3 separate regions of the Mus musculus genome follow, and regions 1 and 3 are each linked to region 2. Evidence: chromatin loops called from intact Hi-C (ENCODE). Cell type or tissue: heart. All regions are shown on one strand.

Region 1 (8,000 bases), 71 kb before region 2:
CCTGCACACCAGGCATCCTAAGAGACACATCCTGGAGTCAGTCAGATCTTGAAATAATAGTTTTGACAAAATTAAGTTCTTCTTCAATCATCAGAGGTTTAGTTTAAATACTATTTAATAGTTCATGCTTGAATGTATATCTACTAGATCAAAAGAAATTGGAGAAAGCCTCTATCAAACTTAATAAGGCATAATCTGACTTTTCATCTGTAATGATGCTGCACACCCAGCACAAGTTACAGTAATGACTCATTAAACATTTTTAACCAAAACTCAGAACTATTTCACCAAGATAAAGGAAAATCACCTTTAAGAAAACCATGAGATACAGTTTCGAAAGTCGAAGTTAATGGCTGAAAATCTGAGTTCAAAGTAGAACAGTCCTTATTTAGTATTCAGGAACTTAAGCTGTCCTCACTACAAATCTGCTCTACAGTCTCTTATAGTCACCAACCACTGAGAACCAGGGTATCGAAGCACTCACCTGAGGCTACACATACTCCGTAGTGCCAGTCCTCGAACCATTGGGTTGGGGTCTGAGCAGTCTTTGCAGAGCGTATTGATGGCCAAGAGTGCTAGATCTGGTTTTAAAGGTGCGTATGTGCCCATATACAGATAAACCAACTTTTTCTGAACAATATCTACAGTGGCACTGGCCTTTACCATTTCCATGAAAACATCAGACATGTCCAAGCCCTGAGTCATGTGCCTGTCACAAATACACAGAGCAGAAAGAAGTAAAACACACAATTCCCAATCTGTAGGAAGAGTTGTATTTACATGTGCTCTGGCTAGCTAGCCAAACTATGAGCTTTTAGAGAAATACAATTGGGTCTACTTTGTCTATTAATGTTACACAAAACTTCCTATTAAGAGTCTGCAACTGTTGCTCTCTATTCTCACACTGTTGAATCCTTAGTACATACCAATGGCGTGATCTGGCAATGGTACACTCCACTTTAACATTCCAGAGATCATATGGGGACATCATCTATAAGAAGGTACACACTAGAGAGAGCTCAAAGGTTAAAAAGTATTTTGTTGTTCTTGCAAAAGAGATGGGTTCAATTCCCAGCACCCACATGACAGTTCATAACCACTGGTAACTATAGCTCCAGGAGATCTAATGCCTTCTTCTGACATACACAGACACCAGGTACAAGCCATACTTGTGGTACACTTACACATGCAGGCAAAATGCTCATAAACATTTAAAAAAGCAGGGCTTGGTGACCCACACCCTTAACCCAAGCACTTAGGAAACATAGGCAGGTGAAAGCCATGTTCAAAGTTCAAAGCCAGCCTGGCCTACATAGTAAGTTCCCAGGATAGCTAGGGCTGTCTCAAAACAAAATAAAATGAATCATTATCTGTGTCACGTTTTCCAAATGAGCTGGTCACAGAGCTAAAGCATTCTGTGAAGAAGCATTTTCTGACTTCCATAGTGGCTTCAGATGTTTAGGAACTCAAGATCAACTAAGAAGTCAGCTAAGAACATCACTGATTTGAAAAAAATCCAGTGTAACTACTTGAAGTAATACACAAAATACAGACCAAGAAGATCCACATCCACATGCCACTATGGAAGTCAGAAAATGCTTCGTCACAGAACGCTTTAGCTCTGTGACCAGCTCACTGGGAAAACGTGACACAGATAATGATTCATGCTAGGAGGCACGAGCAAGAACTAAACATTCTTTTTGTTCCTTGGGTGGCATGATAAAAAATTTAGATTTCAGCCAGGCGGTGGTGGCACACACCTTTAATCCCAGCACTTGGGAGGCAGATGCAGGCGGATTTCTGAGTTCAAGGCCAGCCTGGTCTACAGAGTGAGTTCCAGGACAACCAGGACTACACAGAGAAACCCTGTCTCAAAAAACAAAAACAAAACAACACAAACAAAAAGTTTAGATTTCATTCCACTGATTACTGTTTCCAATGTTGTGGAACCAAACTACTACAATCAACTGAGACTGTTTATTTACAATACAGTTCCTGGATTCTATCCCATCCTAATGAAATCAGAATTGATCCCTAGATCACGATTTTTTAAAAAAGGACCCCATGGGACTTTTGTGTCCTACCTACAGTTTTGAGCTACAACTATAGATTAGTTACACGTTCAAACATATATAATAGAAAAAATCCTAACCAAAGTGAGGAGACAAGGCTACTTATTAATAAACTACCACAACAGGCTTTGGTAATTACAGCCTGAGCCAACAACAGTACAACTTTAAGAACAAGAATTGATATTTTGAATTTTTCATACCACCTGACAGTAGACAATGTTTTCAAGGTTGACTAGCAAGCTTGGTAGGGTGCCTGGTGACATTCATAACACAAATACAAGCAGAATAGTAGGTTTAAAGAGGAGAAGAATGATAGTATTATTTTGGTCATATCTTTGATGAACTATCCAAGTCGAAATGTAAAGCAAGCAGAAAGATATACAGGTCTGAATCTAGAAAAAAGGGAGAACTGTTCTACGTTAAGTCATTGAACCAGGAGTCAGCCGCAATTGCTAAAGCCTGTGGTATGAAGGAGACCTCTCAACTGGGCATGGTGTTCCACACGGAAGACTGAGATGACAACCCAGAAATGCAGCCTCAAGGCCAAAAGATAAAACTGCCCTTCTTTAACTTTTTCAGAGTGATCGCAGAGCTCTGAAGAGGATTAAAAGTGGGGCCGGGGGGGGGGGGGGGGAGTTAGAATTCTATGGTAGGTTGGTGATACCTAATAACTCGCTGGATGACATTCCGGTAGCGCAGCCTATCAGCCTGAATATGAGGGTTACACAGAGCCTTCTTCAGTTCCTTCACCACGTCCTCAGAGCCAAGGTATGGCATCGTCGCCAACACTCACGGGACAGTTTCCACAGACCCGTAGGGAACTCGTGGGCTCCTCCTAATTTCGATGTGGGAGCCTGAATAAAGGAGATGTAGTCAGTGAAAACACTAACGGCGAGATGTCACTTTGCTGTGCCTGCCCCCCAGGGCGGAACACATTCTTGGGTCCTCGGGCGAGCCCCGACCCTTCAGGAGCCGCCCGGAGACCCACAGGCCGTTGGCTCTGCCCAGCAGATCTCAACTCTCTCTAGGCCCAGTTACGAATTCTACACTAGCAAAAGGCCAAAGACCTAGCACAGCCTCCTCCCTGGGAATCTAGTCCCAGTGGCCGAGGACACCCCAGACAGCTTCCTGCGGAAATCCCGCCCCGTCGCCCTGAGACACAAGGAGCAGCTTTCCGGGTCGCGCCGAGCGCCGAGCGCAGGTCCGGGGGGGGGGGGGGGGGGGCACCGACCTCCGGACGCCCTTCCCCCACCCATTCTCCCCCTCGGCGCAGGCGCGCAGCTCACTGTGTGAGCGCCGCGGCCGGCGATCGGAAATCAACTACTAGGGTCTGTCTCCCCGCCGCCGCGCGAGCTTTGACAATGTGGGGACTGGGCCCGAGCTCCAGCGCGCGGTTGTGAGTGATGCTCTCCCGACTTCTTCCGCGTTGGGCGCTTTCATCCTGATCGTCCCGAGCGCGGCCACCTTCTTTTTTCTCACTCTGTCTACTAATTCCGTTTCTGGGATGGTTTTCCTTTAGGGCTTCTGGACTTGTTCCAGAGTCCACTTGTCATTGGGACGCTGTCGTGGAAACCTCACTCAGGAGTGCGGTTCCCGCGAAGACCCCACTGGGTGACACCTCAACTCTGCCACCATGAACGGGGTCGTAATCCCCCAAACGCCCATTGCTGTGGACTTTTGGAGCCTGCGCCGTGCCGGTTCGGCGCGGCTCTTCTTCTTAACCCACATGCACTGTGACCACACGGTGGGTTTGTCTAGCACTTGGGCCCGGCCCCTCTACTGCTCTCCCATCACTGCTTGCCTCTTGCATCGTCGCCTGCAGGTATTGGGGCTGGGATTTGATCGCTGAGACCTAGTCCAGGAATCTGGGTGGGGACTTCTGATCTGTCACAGTTTGGGGGATTACCGAGTGGGAGACATAAGGACTGAATTTTTACAAATGTGGGAATTGATCCCGGAATGAGACTGGCTTCTAGTTAACTACCTGGAGGTTTTTAGTCAAGGAAATGATTCCTATCTTTTCAAAAACCAGTGCTTTCCTAATTTGCATTTAAGAATCTACCAGACTGTTCAGTGATAGAACACTTGTTTAGTGTGTGCAAGAACCCTAAGTTAGATCCCCAACACTCATTGCCCGCCCCCAATAATTCATCTAATGTGCTAGATAAAAACACATATTGTCTAACATCTCCTCATCTTGTCTGTGTCAGTAGAAGTGGCTGGTGTGAGACTGGAACTTTTTTTGACAGTTGTTTCCCACCCATGGCTGGGATTATCATGATAGGAGAAAGTGTGAGAATCTTTATTTAGACTGTTTTCAGATTCTGAGTTTAAATCTGTACAAAGGGTGGGAGACAGAAGAGGAAGGAGAGATTTCTTGGGAATCCTTATAACAGCTTACATGAGAGTGGTTCAGAACTCGGTCAGCTTTCCTTGATGAAAGAGAAGTCTATGGTTACTCGGGTGACCAACTGTTTTCCTCAGGTGTCTAAGCACTGGATCCGGGCCCTGGAGGTTGGCGAGAGTCATGTATTACCTCTAGATGAAATTGGGCAAGAAACCATGACTGTAACGCTCATAGATGCCAATCACTGCCCTGGTTCTGTCATGTTTCTCTTTGAAGGATACTTTGGAACAATTCTATACACAGGTGAGCCTCCCAAGGCATTCCTCACACTTTATAGCTACCTTTACCCAGAAAGATAGCTTTATCCCATACAGGCACAGGGACCCTTTCCAACTGATTTCCTACTTGACCATCCATCCTTTACTTTGTTAAATAAAATCACAAGAGCAAGAAAACAAGAAAGGCATGTTGGTGCTCGCCTTTGATCCCAGCACTTGGAAGGCAGAGGCTGGCTGATCTCTATGAGTTCAAGGCCAGCCTGGTCTACTTAGTGAGTTCTAGGACACCCAGCCTATGTAGACAAACCCTGTCTCATAAGAAAAACATCAATCAAACAGAAAATCTCCAAGAGTGGGAAAGAGACATTTTCACAAAGAAACTAGACTGTACAGTTCAGTGCCAGGACAGTTTTTGCATAAACTCGTAACCAATCTCCATCTGCTACTGAAGGTAGAAGAGGCTTGTCTTCTAGCCTTTGTTTTTTGCCCACTTCTTATACCCCACATATTATTCTTCCAGGTGATTTTCGATATACACCATCCATGCTGAAGGAACCTGCTCTGATACTGGGGAAACAGATTCATACTTTGTATCTAGACAACACTAATTGCAATCCAGCCCTGGTTCTTCCTTCCCGACAAGAGGCTACTCAGCAGATTGTCCAGCTAATCCGACAGTTCCCACAACACAACATAAAAATTGGTGAGCGGTTTCCCTTTTTCTTCCATTCATGCTTAGTGAATCAAAATTCTTTGAAGGTCCTCATTGTTTTCCAAATCTTTGTGCCTTGCTCACCTTTCTTGTAAAACTACTATGGTTATCTTATTTAAAATTGAACCTCCCAGCTGACTTGGTGGCTCACACCTTCTATCCCAGCACTCAGGAGGCAGAAGTAGCCTGGTCTACATAGTGAGTTCCAAAGCAGCCACAGCTCTGTAGAAAGACTCTTATCTCCAAAGGGGAAAAAATGTGAACTTGCCCACCATCCTCACTCTTAAATTCTCATCTCTTCTCCCCAGCTTTGTCGTTAATTAAATCCATCACCTCCCAGTGTATTCTGTACATTTTAAATATGCCTCTGCTGCTATATCCCGCAACACACAAATGTAAACTCCTAAACAAACTCCAAAAGAAACCCTCAAGGATTGGGCAGTGGTGGCACACGCCTTTAATCCCAGCACTAGGGAGGCAGAGGAAGGCGGATTTCTGAGTTTGAGGCCAGCCTGTTCTATAGAGTGAGTTCCAGGACAGCCAAGGCTACACAGAAACCCTGTCTTGAAAAGCAAAATAAAACAAAACAAACAATAAAAAGAAATTTTTAAGAGGACTGGAGGGATGGCTCAGTGGCTAAGAGCACAGGCTTCTCTTCAATAGGACCCGGGTTCAATTCCCAGCACCCACATGGTGGCTCACAACCATCTGTAACTCCAGTTCCAGGGGATCTGAGGGCCCCTGGATACATGTGGTACACATATGCACTCAGGACCACACACATACATATAAAATAAATAAACATTTTTAAGAAGAAGTAGGAGGACGCTTTGTCAGAGAAGTAGCAGCCAGTGCGACAGATACACAGAATGCAGGGAGGCTGAAAAGGCAGAGGAGTTGGAGTGGAACTGAGCAATCTTAAACTTGACTGCAATCTCAATAAAGAGCTGCTGAGTGGTTTTAACTGGAAGAGGAACAGTATTCCACTTAATTGTCTCCTAATATAGATTTCACAGTTTCCATATTTATTCCTTTTAATTTTTACTGTTTTTCTGCTAGAATGTAGGTTCTACTATAATGAGGCTCTATATTTCTTAGGGTGCTATCTCAGGCGCCTATACAATGCCTGGAAAAGAGGGAGTCAATAAATATTTGCTAAGTGAATTTATGATTGCTGTGCTTTAAATAGGTGCATTAGAAGACCAGCTGTTTGCTTGTTCAAGTGACTCCACAGCAGTATACAATATTTTGGGGACTCTTTTGAAGTTGCTTTTTAAGAGATAGTTTATGAAAATCAGCTTTTCTTATTAAAAAAAAAACAGATTTTGTTCTAAATAATTTCTTTGCTTGTTCCTAAAATTAAAGGTCCTTAAAAGAGGAAAATGACTATCTTAAAGTATATGTCCTAACTCTGAAAGGAGTTTCAAATTTGACCTTAAATAAAAATAATGAAAAAACTATACACCTACCAGGGTAACTACCAAACTGATTGAGAAATATTCCCTACCCTCAGGATTACTCAACTCTTCATGAAGAAATACTATGGCTGACTATTCTTGAAGTTTAACATGCAGAATTTTCTCAAGAACAGCACAGCTGGTTAGGAGACGGCCTGTAGTAGGGCTTGATTAATTTTGCAAATATATAATTAGCCCTGTAATGTAGCACTTACCTAGTAGGCAATGGGGATATAAATCTAAATAAAATATGGTGTCTGACTTTGAGGGCTTCTTGTCGTTTTAAGGTAGGACCCAGAGAAGGAAAAAGATGTACAGAAAGCAGAAAAACAACTACATTTTGCCTCAAAAGTGAAATTTCAATCATAGTCAAAGGGAGTGGATATAAAACAAAACATTTTTGTAAGGAGTTAGCAATTTAGTTGTGAAACAGTGAAGTCTGAAAACAACTATTAAGTAGCAACTCCCATGTCTGTCACCACAGCCATTGCTTAAAGTTCAGGCCTGCATTTTTTTCTTTGTGAGTATCTTTTGATGGAACTTCCGCTTCCCACTTCTCATCCAGGCATTTGACGGTCCTACTGTATTATTTTTTATAAAGACATAGTATTCTGATTATTAAAATCTTATCACTTTTCTACCTCACACTCTCCATCCACCCCCATTTCATCTACAGAATTTTCAGAAGACCTTGGCTGGCCTTCCTAGTGATTTATCTCCCTAATCACCTTGACTTTGCTTTTTAGGTGGTCCCTCTTAAGATGCTTTCCACTCTACCCTGTCTCTGCTGTTAACCCTAGCCATCCTGTAAGATAGCGCTCAGCTTCCTTTCAGCCAAAACCATCTTCCATTAATTTGCAAAAATGACAAGCATGAAGGGAAAGAGGAAACATACCTGACGTATAATCTCTAAGCCTTTTGGAAAGCATGGAGTTTTTCCTTCAGCACGTCTGTGTGAATGTTCAGGCAGGGAGATATTATTGAATCAAGTGACTGCATACTGTTCAAAAAGGAGTGGCCTGTAAGCGTTACAGTGGCAGAACTGAAGAGTCTCTAGTGTCACACAGCATGCTGTTGGCATTGTTGTAAGCAGCAAGGTACAGATAGGATTCCTGCTAGGAGAACTGATACACA
Region 2 (8,000 bases):
TCCATTTTGGATCTTCAGCTCAGTTCTCACAGAAGCATTCCCTAACGTGGCTCTCTCACTGTGCCTTGCTACCTGGCTTCTGTGAGAGTTCAGGAAGCAGGCGAGAAGAGTGACGCCAGTGCTAAATATGCATATTTGAAGGTTTGTGCATCACTTAGGATGGGATTCCTTTTCTCTCCTCCATGTGATATGATAGTCCTTTCTGCATAGCTGTCGTTCCTGGTAAACTTTGCTTGGCTTTTTTTTTTTGTTTGTTTTTTGTTTTTTTTTTAAAGCATGTAACAGATGTGTTTATACCAAAGAGCCTGTTGTATTGCTTAATATGTCCCCATACTACGAGAAGGGTTTTGTAGAACTACTGGTGACAAGAAGCTCACAGAAAGGTTTCTTAATTAGTGACGAATATGAAAAAGAAAGCAAAACCTCTTGAATCTGAACAATTCCTGAGGTTTCTTTGGGACAACATGTTGTTCTTGGGGCCCTTCACACTGTAAAATTGTCCTAGTATTCAACCCCTCCATGGATTTGGGTCAAGTTGAAGGTACTAGGGGTGGGGACATTCTTGCCCGTGAGGGATTTGTGGGGAGAAGGTTAACCCTAAGCTACAGATGTGGTCCACCTGAATTAAATTATATCAGAGTGGTAATTCTAGGATTGGTTCTGTGTAGGTGGTGTCAGGGAGGTGCAGGATGGAGATGGGAGATTTCATGGAACCCGGTCAGGAAAGCTCTGAACCAGGTGGAACACCGAGGGGCTGTCAACGAACTTGGAGTTTCTTCATCATGGGGAGGAAGAGTTTCCAGGGCAGGGCAGGTAGTCAGTTTAGCCTGCCGGCAACGTGGTGTGTGTTGTCTTTTCTTTAATCATTATATTAAGCTGTGCGTTCAGCAGTCTGTTGGTTGAGATAACCACGCATCATTGTGTAGTTTGTCACTAGTGTTATACCGTTTATGTCATTCTGTGTGTGATCTTTGTGTTTCCTTTCCCCCAAGCATTCTGGGTTTTTCCTATTTAAATACAGTTCTAGTTTCTAGGCAAACATTTTTTTTTTTAACCTTTTCTCTATAAGGGACAAGATTTATTGTTTTTATAGGAATGAGATGCAGGGAAAAAACAAACCAACCCTGTCCCCACCTCCTCACCTCCCTAATCCAATAAGCAGTTATTGAAGATGGGAGTCTTAAATTTATGGGAAAAGAGGATGCCTAGGAGTTTGCATCGTTACCTGAGACATCTGGCTAGCAGTGTGACTTTACAGACTTTGAGGTTGTCACTCTGCAAACTGACATTTCAGATTTTCCTAGATAACCCATCTGTGTCTGCTGAATGTGTATGCGCCAGACATAGTTTTACATTCATTCTGGCCTGGGGCTTAACATTGACTGCTTGCCCTGATGGCATGGAGGAGAGCCCTACGAACATAGCGCTGACCTAGGTCAGCATTGCCTGACCTTGGAACAGCTTAAGGCTTTAAACCTTCTCTTAGAACGTGCATTTCCAGTTTCTCCCTTCCCAGGTGAGAGAGGAACTGGAAGGGTTGCATAGGCACACACCAGGACACTTAGTCACTCCAGAGTCCCCAGTTGCAACTAGGAGGTGGTTACCCTGTTAACCCCAGGAAGAAGAACCCCATTTCAAACAGTTCCGGCCATTGAGAGCCTGCTTTTGTGGTTGCTCATCCGTCATCATCCGCTAGAGGGGCTTAGCCAGGCCAGCACAGTACTGGCTGTCCTATTCTGCATTAGTATGCAGGAATTTACTAGTTGAGATGGTTTGTTTTAGGATAGGAGATGAAATTGCCTCTCGGTGACAGGAATGGCCAAGCCTGCTTTGTGTTTTTTTTTAACTGATGGATGGTGCAGCATGTCTCCACGTTTCCATGGTTGTTTGTTGCTAAACTTTATATAATGTGTGGTTTCAATTCAATTCAGCTTGAAAAATAATCTCACTATATGTAGCAGTACATTATATGTACATTATATGTAATGTTAGTATTTCTGCTTTGAATCCTTGATATTGCAATGGAATTCCTACTTTATTAAATGTATTTGATATGCTAGTTCCTGTGTGTGGTTAAACTTTTTTTCTTTCTCCCTTTTCTGGTTGTGTGCTTCCTTTACAACAAGCTTCTAGAAACAGGTAGTTCTGAGAATTACTGATCTATGTTTGTAATGCAGGTGTACTTAGGGAGTATGTAAAATCATTTTAACAAAAGAAATAGCTATTTAAAATTTAATACTAACTATGGGAAAAGGGTCCATTGTGTAAAACATAGTTTATCTTTGGATTCGTTGTTGTCTTTGGTTTTACAAAGTAGCTTGTATTTTCAGTATTTTCTACATAATATGGTAAAAAAGTAGAGCAGTTGCAATGCATCAATAAAATGGGTAAATTTTCTGACTGTGGCTGGTTTCAATTCTGTGTTAGGACATGGAGGGGACTGACATGTGGCCTCTTTGAAGTGCCTAAGCATTCTGTTTGAACATGAGTAGAAAGAACACTGCTACATTAGAACATCTTTGTACACATTTCCATACTGGAAATGAATATAATTTTGTAGGAAGTATTTCCCTGACTCTGACCCCTTGAAAAGGCAGATGGCTTTTGAGATAAACTAATTAACATCATTTCCTAGCACATGACACCAAACATTCAAATCAGCACAGTGAAAATGAAACTTAGGGAAAGATATTTTTGTCTGTCTCCTTAGGCCCTGTTAGAGCTGTCACCTCTTTAGGGACAGCTCTGCGGTAATGCACCTGCTGCTCTTATGGAGGGTCTGGGTTCCATTCCCAGCACCCAGTCAGACCCCTCACAAGTGATTTCTAACTCCAGCTGCAGGGTGCATACCCACACAGACACATAATGAACTCTTAAAAACAAGAAGAACCTCTGATCCAATTTCTCTTGATTCCAAAGTGAACAAAATTTTCTCCTGAAAAGAAACTGGAATTTGTCTAGATTAATCACTGCAGGCCCCTTTGTAAATGCTGCATATTTGACTTCTTCTGATGTATGTTCCTGCCTAGCTCCCCTGTAGCTTTAGCTGGATAGAAAGGAGGAACATGGGCTGGAGAGAAGGCTTAGTAGTTGAGTGTACTGTTCTTTCAGAGGAGAGGGGCTCAGTGCTCAGGAACAATAGGCAGCGCACAATCTCCTAAAATTCAGCTCTGGAAGATCTGACGTCCTCGTCTGGTCCCCACGGATACCTGTATCCCATGCAGATACCTGTATACAGACACATAAAAGCATATGTAACTGAAAAACCAAATTTTTTTTTACTTAATTTTAAAGAAATGAGAGATACTTACAAATGCCCTACTGAACCATAACCAAGAAAGGCGATCAATAGTCTGTTCTCTCCCAGTGATAGGAAGGTCAGAATATATTTGTTTTCCTTTAGACTATGTTGTACATATTTTTTTTTTCAGGTTTCTCCCCTAAATCCATGAATGTAAACTAGCATGTCCTTGCTGCACCCTCCTATTTGGGAAATACCTGGAAAGTCATGTCAAGGATATTTAAGTCAGCTAGCTTAAAACAAAAACAAAAAACCCCACCTCCCATTTCTCAACAACCTCCAGTTTTGTTTCTATTCCTTTCCTTGGGCTAAATCAGAGATTTGGTACTCCATAGGGAGCCCTGTGATTTGGCTTGCTTAGGTTGAGATTCTCCACACGGTGAAGTCCTCGCCTGATTTCTTTGCCATGGGAGATGGCCCCAGAATGCTCAGCACAAGGTGGCGCCAATGAGCTATAGAAAGTTGACTTCCCTTTGCCCCAACCCCCATCCCCTCAAACCTCATCTCCTGTGTTTCTGGCTTCACTGAACAAGGCAGAAAATCCATTCTGTTATTTCTGGAGAAGGGATAGGTTAATGAAGGGTGCTGGGTTCTTACCGAGTCAGCACTGGAAGCCCTCTCCTAAAACGAATGGAGTTTGCTGAGTTTTCCGGGGGTCTCGGCTTCCTGCAACTTGCTCATTTTTCAGAAGGCCTCTGCCTCCAGATTGCCATCTCTCCCCTTTCCGGAGGAGCTCACAAGTCTAAGTTGCTGGTAGTTAAGGCTTCTGGCGACTGTGCAAAGGGGCCATCTGTGTTTGATCAGGCCAGGCGGGAAGGAGGGGGTGGGGGTTGTAAAGAGACTGAAAGCATTCCAGAGTAGTGAGAGACACCAGAGATGGGAAGGAGGAGGCCCCGCCCCCGCCCCGCCCCCAGAGCTAACGGGCTGGAGGGAAAGAGGCCGAATGCACACACTCCTCTGGCCCCACTTAAGGCTGCCATGGGGCCCAGTGCTCCTCTGCTGCTCCTCTTCTTTTTGTCATGGACGGGACCCCTTCAGGGACAGCAGCACCACCTTGTGGAGTACATGGAACGCCGACTAGCTGCCTTAGAGGTGAGGGACTTGTTTCTCTTCTCACCCAGGATGAGTCCACATCTATAGGTGCAACTAGCTGTCAGGGCTCTGGGAGTGACAAGATCGGGTTGTGTAAGAAGTCCTTAATGACGAGTAGCCTCTTAACTACAGACTTTTATTTCCCCAACATAAGACAATTGCCCAGCAAATAAACGCAACACGGCTCCCTCAGATTAGATGGAATAAGGGGGCAGGGGAAATGAGAGTCAGAATCGGGCTGCATCTATGCTGCTATACTGTTCAAGTTTCCCAGGCAATCTGCCTGCAACTTCCTGTCCGTTTCTTCCCCGCACCCCACATCTACTCCCTTTTGGACAATTTGAAGTCTGTAGCATCCTAATTTCCTGGAGGCTCAGATCACTGAGAACGCAAGGTGAAGGACTCTTATTCAGGCAAATTAAGCCAGGTTCCTCGGATGGGATGGTACCACTGACTAGTCTCCTCTGCTGTGGGAGCATGGCTGAGCTGGTCCCTTTCCTGGCCCTGACTCCCTGGCTGGGCCTCTGCTTGTCTGGGAGCTATAAACCTGCAACCCACCCTTCCTGACTCCCCGATCCCTTCAGGAACGGCTGGCCCAATGCCAGGATCAGAGTAGTCGGCATGCTGCCGAGCTTCGGGACTTCAAAAACAAGATGTTGCCTCTCCTGGAGGTGGCAGAGAAGGAGCGGGAGACCCTCAGAACTGAAGCAGACTCCATCTCAGGAAGAGTGGACCGTCTTGAAAGGGAGGTAGACTATCTGGAGACACAGAACCCAGCTTTGCCCTGTGTAGAGCTGGATGAGAAGGTGACTGGAGGTCCTGGAGCCAAAGGCAAGGGCCGAAGAAATGAGAAATACGATATGGTGACGGGTAAGTGATCTCACAGAGGTCCAGACAGTTTCAGAACTCCCCTTTCCTGCTTTTCTTCTTGTCCCAAGCCACCATAGCTCTATCTTTCAGAATGACACATTCATTGAGAGTTTCTAGAGGCCTGTCCTTTATCGGTACTCCATCTCTCAACCCTCCGTGAGTGGACACATGCACGGAAAAGTGTGTCTCTGTTCCCCAGGTGGCCCACTCTGGGGGAAGTTCCTGTTATACACATCTAACTCTTGGCCTCTGTTTCCTTCTCCTGTGCTTTCTCCTCTTCCCCACCAGACTGTAGCTACACAGTCGCTCAGGTGAGGTCAATGAAGATCCTGAAGCGGTTTGGTGGTTCAGTTGGCCTATGGACCAAGGATCCGCTGGGGCCAGCAGAGAAGATCTACGTGTTAGACGGCACCCAGAACGACACGGCTTTTGTCTTCCCAAGGCTGCGTGACTTCACCCTTGCCATGGCTGCCCGGAAAGCTTCCCGAATTCGGGTGCCCTTCCCCTGGGTAGGCACGGGGCAGCTGGTGTACGGTGGCTTCCTTTATTATGCTCGAAGGCCTCCTGGAGGACCTGGAGGGGGTGGTGAATTGGAGAACACTCTGCAGCTGATCAAATTTCACTTGGCAAACCGAACAGTGGTGGATAGCTCAGTGTTCCCTGCAGAGAGCCTGATACCCCCCTACGGCCTGACAGCAGATACATATATCGACCTGGCAGCTGATGAGGAGGGCCTGTGGGCTGTCTATGCCACTCGAGATGATGACAGGCATTTGTGTCTAGCCAAGTTAGACCCACAGACACTTGACACAGAGCAGCAGTGGGACACACCATGTCCCAGAGAGAACGCAGAGGCTGCGTTTGTCATCTGTGGGACCCTGTACGTTGTCTATAACACCCGCCCTGCCAGTAGGGCTCGTATTCAGTGTTCCTTCGATGCCAGTGGTACTCTCGCCCCTGAAAGGGCAGCACTCTCCTATTTTCCACGCCGATATGGTGCCCATGCCAGCCTTCGCTATAACCCCCGTGAGCGCCAGCTGTATGCCTGGGATGATGGCTACCAGATTGTCTACAAATTGGAGATGAAGAAGAAGGAGGAGGAAGTTTAAGCAGCTAGCCTTGTGCTCTTGATTCTTATGCCCAGACATTTATATTCCTGTGAGCTCTCCTGCAGTTCATCCTTCAAAACGAAGGCCAGTGGTGGTAGCTCATATACCCTAATTTCTAAAGGACAACCAAATTCTCAAGCCCCTCTGTTTTATGCAGAACTCCAGATCCTGGGTAGCATTTTAGAACTGAACAGCAAACAAACACCCTAAATCTTCACTCCTGCCTTATGTCCACAAAGTTTAGTTCCAAACTCAGAGCCCTGTCCTTTGGAGAGGGTCAACCCCAGACAGCAGGCGACAGCATTCTTGCCCTCAGTATGACCGAAGGGAGAGAACTCAGAGACAAAGCTGCCCTCCCTCCCTTCCCCCTCCAGTGTAGGGGAGAATGGGGCTTTCCCCACATCACTTTGTATGGTAACAGTTTGCATTAAAAGGAAAACCCACCATTCCTCTCTGGTGTGTTTGGGGTAGCCCTCTGATCAGAGTTCTCGTGGCTCTGCCTTCTTCCTCCTGCCCCAGTCTCTGCTCCTTAGCCACGGCTGGGCTGGGCTGGCCTCCTTTAGCTCCCTCGGGAACTTCTCTAGTTACACATTTTACTGTGGGGCACTGTTGGACAAAGGCCTCCCCCTCCACACTCATGTGCTCCACAGCAGCCGCAGAGAACCAGCAATGGCACTCAGCCTCTGACTGCTGGACACTGGAGCCCAGCCAGAGCCAGGGCTTCCCATTCCACCTCTTGGTGGATTTTGAACCAGAAAGTGACTCTTACTAGCTGTGGAATCTAGTGTAGAAACCAGCGTGCGGTATCTATGTGTGTCTAGCCTCACCTCTGAAGTGGATTCTGTCTCTGAGCCCAAGTCCCCACTCCCACCTCCAGCACTGGGGCTTCCTGGGTCTGGGTTGCACAATCCTTGGTCTGAGCCGCTCCGATTTTCCTGCTGCCACAGCGTCTGCGGTTTGGGCAGGGAGGAGGGGCAGTGACCATCCCAGATGTTGGTCTGTCTCACCAGCTCCCCAACAAACACATCCCTACTTTCCTTCTCTCCACCCTCAGCTGTGCACCCTCCCACCCCAGCCCTGGAAACTGGAGTCCTGGAAACTTAACCCCTGTTGGTCTAATGTGCACCCGACTTCAGGGGGGCAATCCAGGAAGGATTGGAAGAGCAAGAGGCTTTGGATTCCATCTCTGGGAACCTGCTGGTCTCTGCACGATGTCCCTTCCCAGGTCTCATCTCCAGGGTCAACTTCCAGACAAATAAGGCTAGCTGATGGATAAAAGTCAGTGGGGGAGTTTAACCTCAGGCAGCCCTTCTGGATTATCACCCAGGGAGGAAGGGGGACAGGAACACAGCCTTCTCTCCCAAGTAGAACCCTCCCTCCTTCCACCCAGGATGGGGTGGATCAGTCAACACTCCTCCTTTTGTCTGTCTTTCTTCTCTCCACAGGCAGAGCTGCTCCTGACGTAGGTTGGTAAGGAAGAGGAAAGAAAGGCAGCAAAGCACCTCACAAAAGCGCTATTGTAGGGAGCCTGAGGCGGGTGGGGGCCCTCTCCCATTCAATTCTCTCCTAATGTGGGGCTGGCAACAGTAATCACCGCCTGTCAGCCCATAGAGGGGTCTGCCCACGGA
Region 3 (8,000 bases), 340 kb after region 2:
AAGGGTTGAAGCCCTGGCACAAATCAAACCTGTGACATCAATCTGTGGCAGCAGCAGCCCATCTCCATACTCTGGAGAAAAAAATGACCAGTTTCATTTAAGAATATCACTCAGTAGGGGAGAGGATGAGAAAGGGGCTGGGTGTGGCAGTGTGAGCCGGTAATCCCAACACGGTTGAGGCAGAGGCAGGAGGATGCCTGAAGCCTGCAGGCCAGCAGCTTTGCTGAATCAATGATCTGGAAGTTCAGTGAAAGACCCTGTCTCCAAATGTAAAGAGGAGACATGACTGAGGAAGAACCTGGAGTTGACGTCTAGCCTCTGCACACACGCATACTCATGTGCACAAGCAAGCACATCACAACCAGGCATACTTATACTGGAAGGTGGATACAGTGGTTTGTCGGACCAGGTTCTCTAGAAGGACAGAATCAAGAGAATGGGCTTACACTATAGAGGGGGATTTATTAAATCAATGTACGCAATAGGGACTAGGCTACCAACAATGGCTGCCTGCCTGCTGGAAAGGCCAATTACCCAGTTGATGTTCAGTCCGTGCAGCTGGAGACCTGGGCAGTCCTGGTCAGGTGCTGAAGGCCTGGGTTCTCCTGTGGAGTTGCTGGCATTGAGTCCATATTGGAAGACCCAAGAGACTGAGTCTTCCAAAGATAGCAACAGGAATCGATGCACTCACCCAGGAAGAAATGAAGGCCAGCAAGCACACATGGAGTTTACCACAGATTTCTTTATATAGGGGCCACCCACTGAGGACAGTCTCCCTACTTTAGCTAATCCCCTTTAGGGATGCCCTGATGGACAAATCCAGAAATGAGCCTCCTAGTGATTCTGACTCCTGTCAAGTTGACATTTGAGATCAACCTTCACAGGTGGTATACACCAATGGTCCCAGCTACTCAGGGGCTGAGGCTGAGCCCAGGGGTTCCAGGTCAGCCTGAATAGCATGGTGTAAGCCTGTCTAGAAAAAAAAAAAAAAAAAGAAGAAGAACATACTTATTTAAAAAATATTTTTAGATTTATTTTTATGCACATGAGTGTTTTGATTGTGTGTTTGTATATGTATCATAATGAAGTCAGAAAACCGTATGGGGCTGGAGAGATGATGGCTCAATGGTTAAGAGCACTGACTGCTCTTTCAGAGGTCCTGAGTTCAATTCCCAGCAACCACATGGTGGCTCACAACCATCTGTAATGGGATCTGATGCCCAATTATGGTGTGTCTGAAGACAGCTACAGTGTACTCATATACATAAAATAAATAAATCTTAAAAAAAAAAAGAAGAAGAAGAAAAGGTACAGGATCCCCTGGAACTGGAGTTAACCCACCATGTGTGTGCTGAGAACTGGAGTTAGCCCACCATGTGTGTGCTGAGAACTGGAGTTAGCCCACCATGTGTGTGCTGAGAACTGGAGTTAGCCCACCATGTGTGTGCTGAGAACTGGAGTTAGCCCACCATGTGTGTGCTGAGAACTGGAGTTAGCCCACCATGTGTGTGCTGAGAACTGGAGTTAGCCCACCATGTGTGTGCTGAGAACTGGAGTTAGCCCACCATGTGTGTGCTGAGAACTGGAGTTAGCCCACCATGTGTGTGCTGAGAACTGGAGTTAGCCCACCATGTGTGTGCTGAGAACTGGAGTTAGCCCACCATGTGTGTGCTGAGAACTGGAGTTAGCCCACCATGTGTGTGCTGAGAACTGGAGTTAGCCCACCATGTGTGTGCTGAGAACTGGAGTTAGCCCACCATGTGTGTGCTGAGAACTGGAGTTAGCCCACCATGTGTGTGCTGAGAACTGGAGTTAGCCCACCACGTGTGTGCTGAGAACTGGAGTTAGCCCACCACGTGTGTGCTGAGAACTGGAGTTAGCCCACCACGTGTGTGCTGAGAACTGGAGTTAGCCCACCACGTGTGTGCTGAGAACTGGAGTTAGCCCACCACGTGTGTGCTGAGAACTGGAGTTAGCCCACCACGTGTGTGCTGAGAACTGGAGTTAGCCCACCACGTGTGTGCTGAGAACTGGAGTTAGCCCACCACGTGTGTGCTGAGAACTGGAGTTAGCCCACCACGTGTGTGCTGAGAACTGGACCCGGTCCTCTTCAAGAGCAGAGAATGCTTCTAACACTGAGCCATCTCTCCTGCCCCCTAAAATATATTCTTAAGTTTTAATCGTAAATGTACATTTTTCTAAAATCTTGTGTTTCTCAGTGGGAAGAACTCATAAAAGCCTTCTGCTGAGACCTGTGGGGCATGGCTTCCTTCAGATAAAGCATTTGTGTCGTGGTTAGGTTGACAAATGAACACCACTACTTTCTTTATAGGACACCATTTGTCTTAGAGTTTTATTGCTATGAAGAGACATCAAGACCAAAGCAACTCTTATAAAAGCTAACATTTCGTTGAGGCTGGCTCACAGTTCAGAGGCTTAGTCCATTGTTATTATGGCAGAAAGCATGGCAGTGTGCAGGCAGACATGGTGCTAGAAGAGTCAAGAGTACTACATCCTGACCCAAAGGCAGCCAGGAGACTGTCATACTGGGTGTAGCTAAAGCTTAATAGTCAATAAATCAATACTGAGAACTCAATTTGGGGAATATGGAACTGAGTGGTACAGACATGGTCATGCCTCCAGGTAGCTATGTCTACTGACATATACAAATAATAAACAGGGGTGTGTGTGTGTATCATAACAGGCATATATAACATATATATTTATACATATAAATAGATATACATATATAATTCAAATTATTGTATGTGTTGTCAGGGGAAAGAGTGGGGCACTGTGGGCACTGGGACTCCTCTTGGACACTGTGCTGTTGCCCTGTGTCATGGAGATCCTGTGGTTTCAGATCTGTAGGACCAGCCCCTTCCTGCACTCCAGCAGGTCATCGACAGGGTGGATGTTGGGACAGGCCAATTCAAAGCCCTGGGTCTGGGCCTGGGAGGTATCTAAGCTGATCAGCCCTCTGGCTCGCCTGCTCTCAGACCCTCAGGGTTAGTTCACAAGCAAAGCCCACTAGGGCCAGCTCTACCCTGCTGCCCAGGCATGGTTCAGGGCCTGCTCTCCTGAGTAGTACAGTTGTACATGTGTGGGACATGGCCAGTTCTCCCACTCTCATGACTCTGGGGCCAGCTCTCCTGCCTGCCATAGATGGCAAGGGATGAGGAGGGAAGGAGGGCATCTCTCCCTTTTCCATGCCTCCACCCAGCAGACAAGAGGCAGGGCTGGCTCTCCCACACTCACACCCTCAGAACCAGATCACCAGCAACCACCACCACATCCAGAGCTGGCTCCGCTGTGCTGCCCAGGGCAAGAGCCGGCTCTCCCACTCTGACGACCTCGGAGCCAGTTCTCCTGCCTGCCATCGGTGGCAAGGGACAAGAGTGAGGGGAGACATTTCTCCCTCGAATGGAAGACAAGTGGTGGGGCCAGCAGCTCTCCCAAGCTCACGTCCTCAAAACTGGCTCACCCCCACCCCCACCATCAGGGGGAGCTCTACTGTGCTGCCCAGGCAAGGAGCAGGGCCTGCTCTGAGTGCCGCAGTAGGTGAAGGCAGGGCCTGCTCTCCTGCTCTCGTGGCCCCAGGCTCAGGTCTCCTGCCTGCTGCAGATAGTGAGAGGTGAGGAGGGAAGAGAGTATCTTTCCCTCCTACAGCCACTGCATAGGAGACTAGGGTAGGGCCAGGTCTCCCACACTGGCTAGTATCCTGGGGTGGGAGGACCACTCACAACTCCCACAATGTGCGCAATGAACGGGGCTTTCTCCCGAGTACTGCAGCTGCATAGGGCTGGGGTCAGCTTTCTGCTCCCACTCCCCCAAGGGCCAGCTCTTCCACGATGTCCAGGTAAGGGGTGGGGCCAGGTCTGCAGAACCCTCAGACATGTCCCTGGGTGGTAGGAATGTCTGTCTGGCCTTTGGTGGTAACAGACCCCTGCTGCTACAGGGCCATGGTCCAGATGTGCTCCCCTGTGGCAGCACAGGCCAGGACCCCACCACGGTCCCAGGTGGCATCACTGGCTAACACATCAGCTACTCACACCAGCCTGTTTCTCACTACCCTTGAGTCTCCAGCTCTGCCTTTTTTCACTGTGCCCACATCCTTCTCTTTCTTTTTCTCTCCCATCTCTCCACCACTTCTTTGCTCCTTTTAGTGGTGCCAGGAGTTTGGGTGTCTGGAGTCACCTCAGGAGTGATCTCAGGAGTGCTATGCCAAGATGGTGCGTTATGGCACCTGGCATGGGTCATCTCAGGTATGGTCTGCCTCCACCCTGTGTAGAACAAGACTGGTGGTCATCTCAGGATCGCTTTCTTCAGGGAATGTTAGGCTACTAATCAGAGCATAGTCATCGTCTCTCCTCTGCCACCTAGTGGTCAATATGTGACATAGCAGCCACACTTGCAATGCTTCTAGGGACAGGGATTTTAATTTTTTTTTATATTTATGTATTTAATTTTATGTGTATGGGTGTTTGGCCTGCATGTATGTCTGTGCACTATATTCATGCTGAAGCCTACAGAGGTCAGAAGAGAGATCAGATCCCCTGGAACTAGATCTACAGATGGATGTGAACCACCACATGGTTACTGGGATTCAAGCCCAGGTCCTCTGGAAGAGCAGCCAGTCCCCTTAACCACTGAGCCATCTCTCCAGCCCCAACCTGTTTGTTTGTTTGTTTGTTTGTTTGTTTTTCTTACTGTCAGCATTTAAATCCATACAAATCCCTCTAAACTCTGCTTCAGCTACACTCCAGAAACTTCCGCATGGTACGTCTAAATCCTCACTTCAGGTCAAGTATTTTCTAACTTCACTCTTGAATCCCCTAGTGCTGTGCTGGTCATTTAGAAGTAGGTGGCTCTGTTTCCCTACATTGTGTATTGCTATTGATTGCTGGCATCTGAGAGCATACTGTGTGCACCACAGGTTTTAGGGCTGACCTATGGTCTATGTTATGGGGACCATAGCATACCATCTAGAAAACATTCAGTTCTGAAGATGGCATGTGTGATGTTTATACCAATTAGGACAGAATCGATTGCATTGCTCAAACCCTTTAAATTCTGTGCTCTTTTTCTAGTTTCTCTGTCAGTTGCTGTCTTAGGGTGTCCATTCCTGCACAAACATCATGACCAGGAGGCAAGTTGGGGAGGAAAGGGTTTATTCAGCTTACACTTCCACATTGCTGTTCATCACCAAGGGAAGTCAGGACTGGAACTCAAGCAGGTCAGGAAGCAGGAGCTGATGCAGAAGCCACGGAGGGATGTTCTTTACTGGCTTGCTTCCCCTGGCTTGCTCAGCCTGCTCTTTTATAGATCCAAGACTACCAGCCCAGGGATGGTCCCACCCATAAGGGGCCTTTCCCCCTTGATCACTAATTGAGAAAATGCCTTACAGCTGGATCTCATGGAGGCATTTCCCCAACTGAAGCTCCTTTTTTTTGTGATAACTCCAGCCTGTGTCAAGTTGACACAAAACCAGCCGGTACAGTTGCTGAGATGGGGCCAGTGCCTCCTGGTGTTTGAAGCTGATATTAGGTGCACAGGTGTCCTTACTGTTTTCTTGGCACCTTGATTAGCTTATCATTGCAAAAGATCCTGCATTTATCCCTGATCATGCTTTTTGTCTTGAAGTCCATCTTCTCTGCCTGAGCCTCTCACAACTGAAGTAAATCGACGTCCTTTAAACTTCGCTACGAGACTGCCTCACACTGGTATCCCCCACCCCATCTCAGCACAAAGCTGATACAAGCCACAAAAGTGGCAGGAAGATCATTTCTTGTAACCAAAAGCCTGGCCTATCCCCCATTTCCAACTCTGTTCCATTGATCAGGTTTCCAATAGGCTGAGCTGTGCAGCCTATACATTCCCCGGGGTTCACTCTGAGAGCAACTCTACCCAGTTCTGATATTTTTAGGCTCTATTAAACTCAGGACTTTGAATAGGGAATGAAGAGGAGGGTCATTTCATGGCTAATAAAGCAGGATGGAAGACAAACTTTTTGGGGAGAGAGCAACTGTGAACATGATCAATGGGGCTCTGACAAGTTTCTCTGTCTAGTAAAGGTCCAGGGAGTCCCTCAGGGCACTCTGAGGAAATCGGGTATCAAGTTAGCTGTGATCTTTTGTTTCCTTCTGATCAAACCCTTCAGAACACCTTCTATTCCTGCTAACGGGAATAGCTAGCACTATAGATGTTTATAAACTGTACCACAGACAATACGCAGGGGTGCCCTAAACGTTTGTGTTGATAAACAGTTTTGGAGTTGTTTCCAAATTGGTACGGCTTGACAGCTGAAGGAAATTCTTGCTAGCTTTAGACGGTTTTCAACCATTTTGGAATCTCCAATAGCCATACCGGATGCCTGTGATCTAGATATATGGGTTGACTCATAGGCATCTCCATGAATGCTACTTGAGGTAGCTACATAGACGGAATCTAAAATGGTCACCAAAGCCCTGCAACAGTAGCAGCCTGACTCCATTGCTTTGAGAACTTTTCTTCAAAGGGGTCACAGGCCACTTCTATATGTGTAACATTAAAATACATTAACACATCAGAACATATTGTTCAGTCCTGTGTTGGTGCTATGCCACGCACACTGGGAAAGGCCACGCACACTCCAGTGAAGTCTGCTTGACAGGCTGAGAAGCCTAGAAGCACTCACGAGGAAGAGTTTCACGGAAACTCACCTCCTGGAGCTTTGGAATTCTCATTAACCAGTATACTCACACCCTATCCAGAGTCAGTCTGGTGTATGGATTTACGTGCTCTCTTTTAGTATTATATTATTATAAGTGCGTTTTAAGATTGAATTCTGACATAACCAGAGCCTTCACCAGTGTTCCAAGGTCCCAGAAGCTTGGAATCTGGCAGGAATGCAGTAAGGAAGTTACCTATTCAGTAACTAAGTAAGCAAAAGACGGAGCCAGTAGCTCAGAGCTGATCTGCAAAGTATTTTCTTAGGACAGTAGCAAATCTCACCCAAACAAGGGAATACCATAATAGAGCCAGGGAATCCCACCGAGATAGACATCTTCAGTACAGGCTACATTGCATATTAGAAGCAAGTTGGTGAATTCTTCTGACAAATGGAGATTCTCCAGATACTTAAAAGTTACACTCATATAAGAATTTAGCAAGGCCTAGGAATTAGGGGGGCATTCTGCTAAGAGCAGAACCCCCTGGTGCTAGCCTTCACAAGGATCAAAGGTATAACACTAGAGTGTGAAATCCTTACCTGTCACTGAGCTGACCCTAGGCAGGACTGCTTTATCTTTACTGTAAACATCTACTTGGTTCCTGTAAATCCTTTTGAAGTCATTCCTTTGTTTTGTGTCAGGCAACTTCAATGTACTTTGCCTGCTGTGACTTCCTACCCCTTTTATTTTCTGTACTATATAAGACTGGTGTTCACTTTGTGACAATACATTCAGATTCTACACAATCTCGAGTGTTGGTCTGTCTGTCACCCGCCGACTCCTTGCCCATCTGCACCCAGAGACTCATTCCACGAAGACAAAGGGACCCAGAGGGTCTGCGGCAGTGCTACGCATCACAGGGCAAAGATCTCCCTCCCTTTGGCCCTTTGCCTTTGGTCCTGTAGCCCTAATTGGTTTTTGTTATTGCCCGAAACAGATGATACCAAAGCTCCACACATCTCCAGCTCCAACCTGTTTGCCTGAATCATATACTTCTATCTCTGCTTCTAGGTCATTCCCACCAGTCTCTGATTAAATAAAATCTGACTGCACTGATTGATTCCCTGTGTCAATTTGATTGGTCTCACAGATGTCTGGGTGCCTGGTAAGATGTCAGTTCTGGGTTTGTCTGTGAGGGCATTTCCAGAAGAGACCAGCCTTTGAAGAGTAGACTTAATAAGAGCGTCCCACTTGCAGCTCTAGTAGATATCACCCCATCTGTATTAGGGAAGAGAACTGACCCAATGAACAAGTCTACATCACAGGGGCTTACAGGTCGTGGTCCATGTC

What was found. Hi-C counts contacts between places; a loop is a spot of excess contacts. Peaks named below come from ENCODE experiments on the same cell type or tissue, not always from the same donor. Only the 100,000 strongest peaks of a DNase experiment are listed, where the experiment ranks them.
Region 1: a loop joins it to region 2, with 3 times the contacts of the local background. A loop is called at or near these places in 7 of 42 quality-filtered maps.
Region 3: a loop joins it to region 2, with 6 times the contacts of the local background. A loop is called at or near these places in 21 of 42 quality-filtered maps.

The regions. Positions count from the first base shown.
Region 1 is chr3:103,804,794-103,812,793 of GRCm38, reverse strand. It overlaps Dclre1b (DNA cross-link repair 1B), which reads left to right and starts at 3,407. Exons shown (of 4, transcript NM_133865.2): 1 at 3,407-3,894; 2 at 4,557-4,722; 3 at 5,218-5,400. The coding sequence starts at 3,706. Ap4b1 (adaptor-related protein complex AP-4, beta 1) reads right to left here and starts at 3,277. Exons shown (of 10, transcript NM_026193.2): 1 at 2,737-3,277; 2 at 485-709; 3 at 1-17. The coding sequence starts at 2,849. It overlaps Gm15471 (predicted gene 15471), which reads right to left. Exons shown (of 5, transcript NR_040412.1): 4 at 7,762-7,866; 5 at 4,354-4,580. In heart, no CTCF peak of the experiment used is centred here; a DNase peak (open chromatin) is centred at 3,303; H3K4me3 peaks cover 2,749 bases; H3K27ac peaks cover 2,445 bases.
Region 2 is chr3:103,734,215-103,742,214 of GRCm38, reverse strand. Olfml3 (olfactomedin-like 3) reads left to right here and starts at 4,214. Exons shown (of 3, transcript NM_133859.2): 1 at 4,214-4,393; 2 at 4,978-5,263; 3 at 5,552-6,821. The coding sequence starts at 4,280. The coding sequence ends at 6,372. It overlaps Hipk1 (homeodomain interacting protein kinase 1), which reads left to right. Exons shown (of 16, transcript NM_010432.2): 16 at 1-2,400. In heart, CTCF peaks have their summits at 3,728 (motif pointing right) and 4,375 (motif pointing left); DNase peaks (open chromatin) are centred at 3,744, 4,194, 4,984, 7,334 and 3 weaker places; H3K4me3 peaks cover 4,468 bases; H3K27ac peaks cover 5,088 bases.
Region 3 is chr3:103,389,366-103,397,365 of GRCm38, reverse strand. It overlaps the pseudogene Gm25009. Among named protein-coding and RNA genes, the nearest start is that of Gm25869, 34 kb to the left of the region's middle. In heart, a CTCF peak has its summit at 4,387 (motif pointing left); no DNase peak of the experiment used is centred here; H3K27ac peaks cover 399 bases.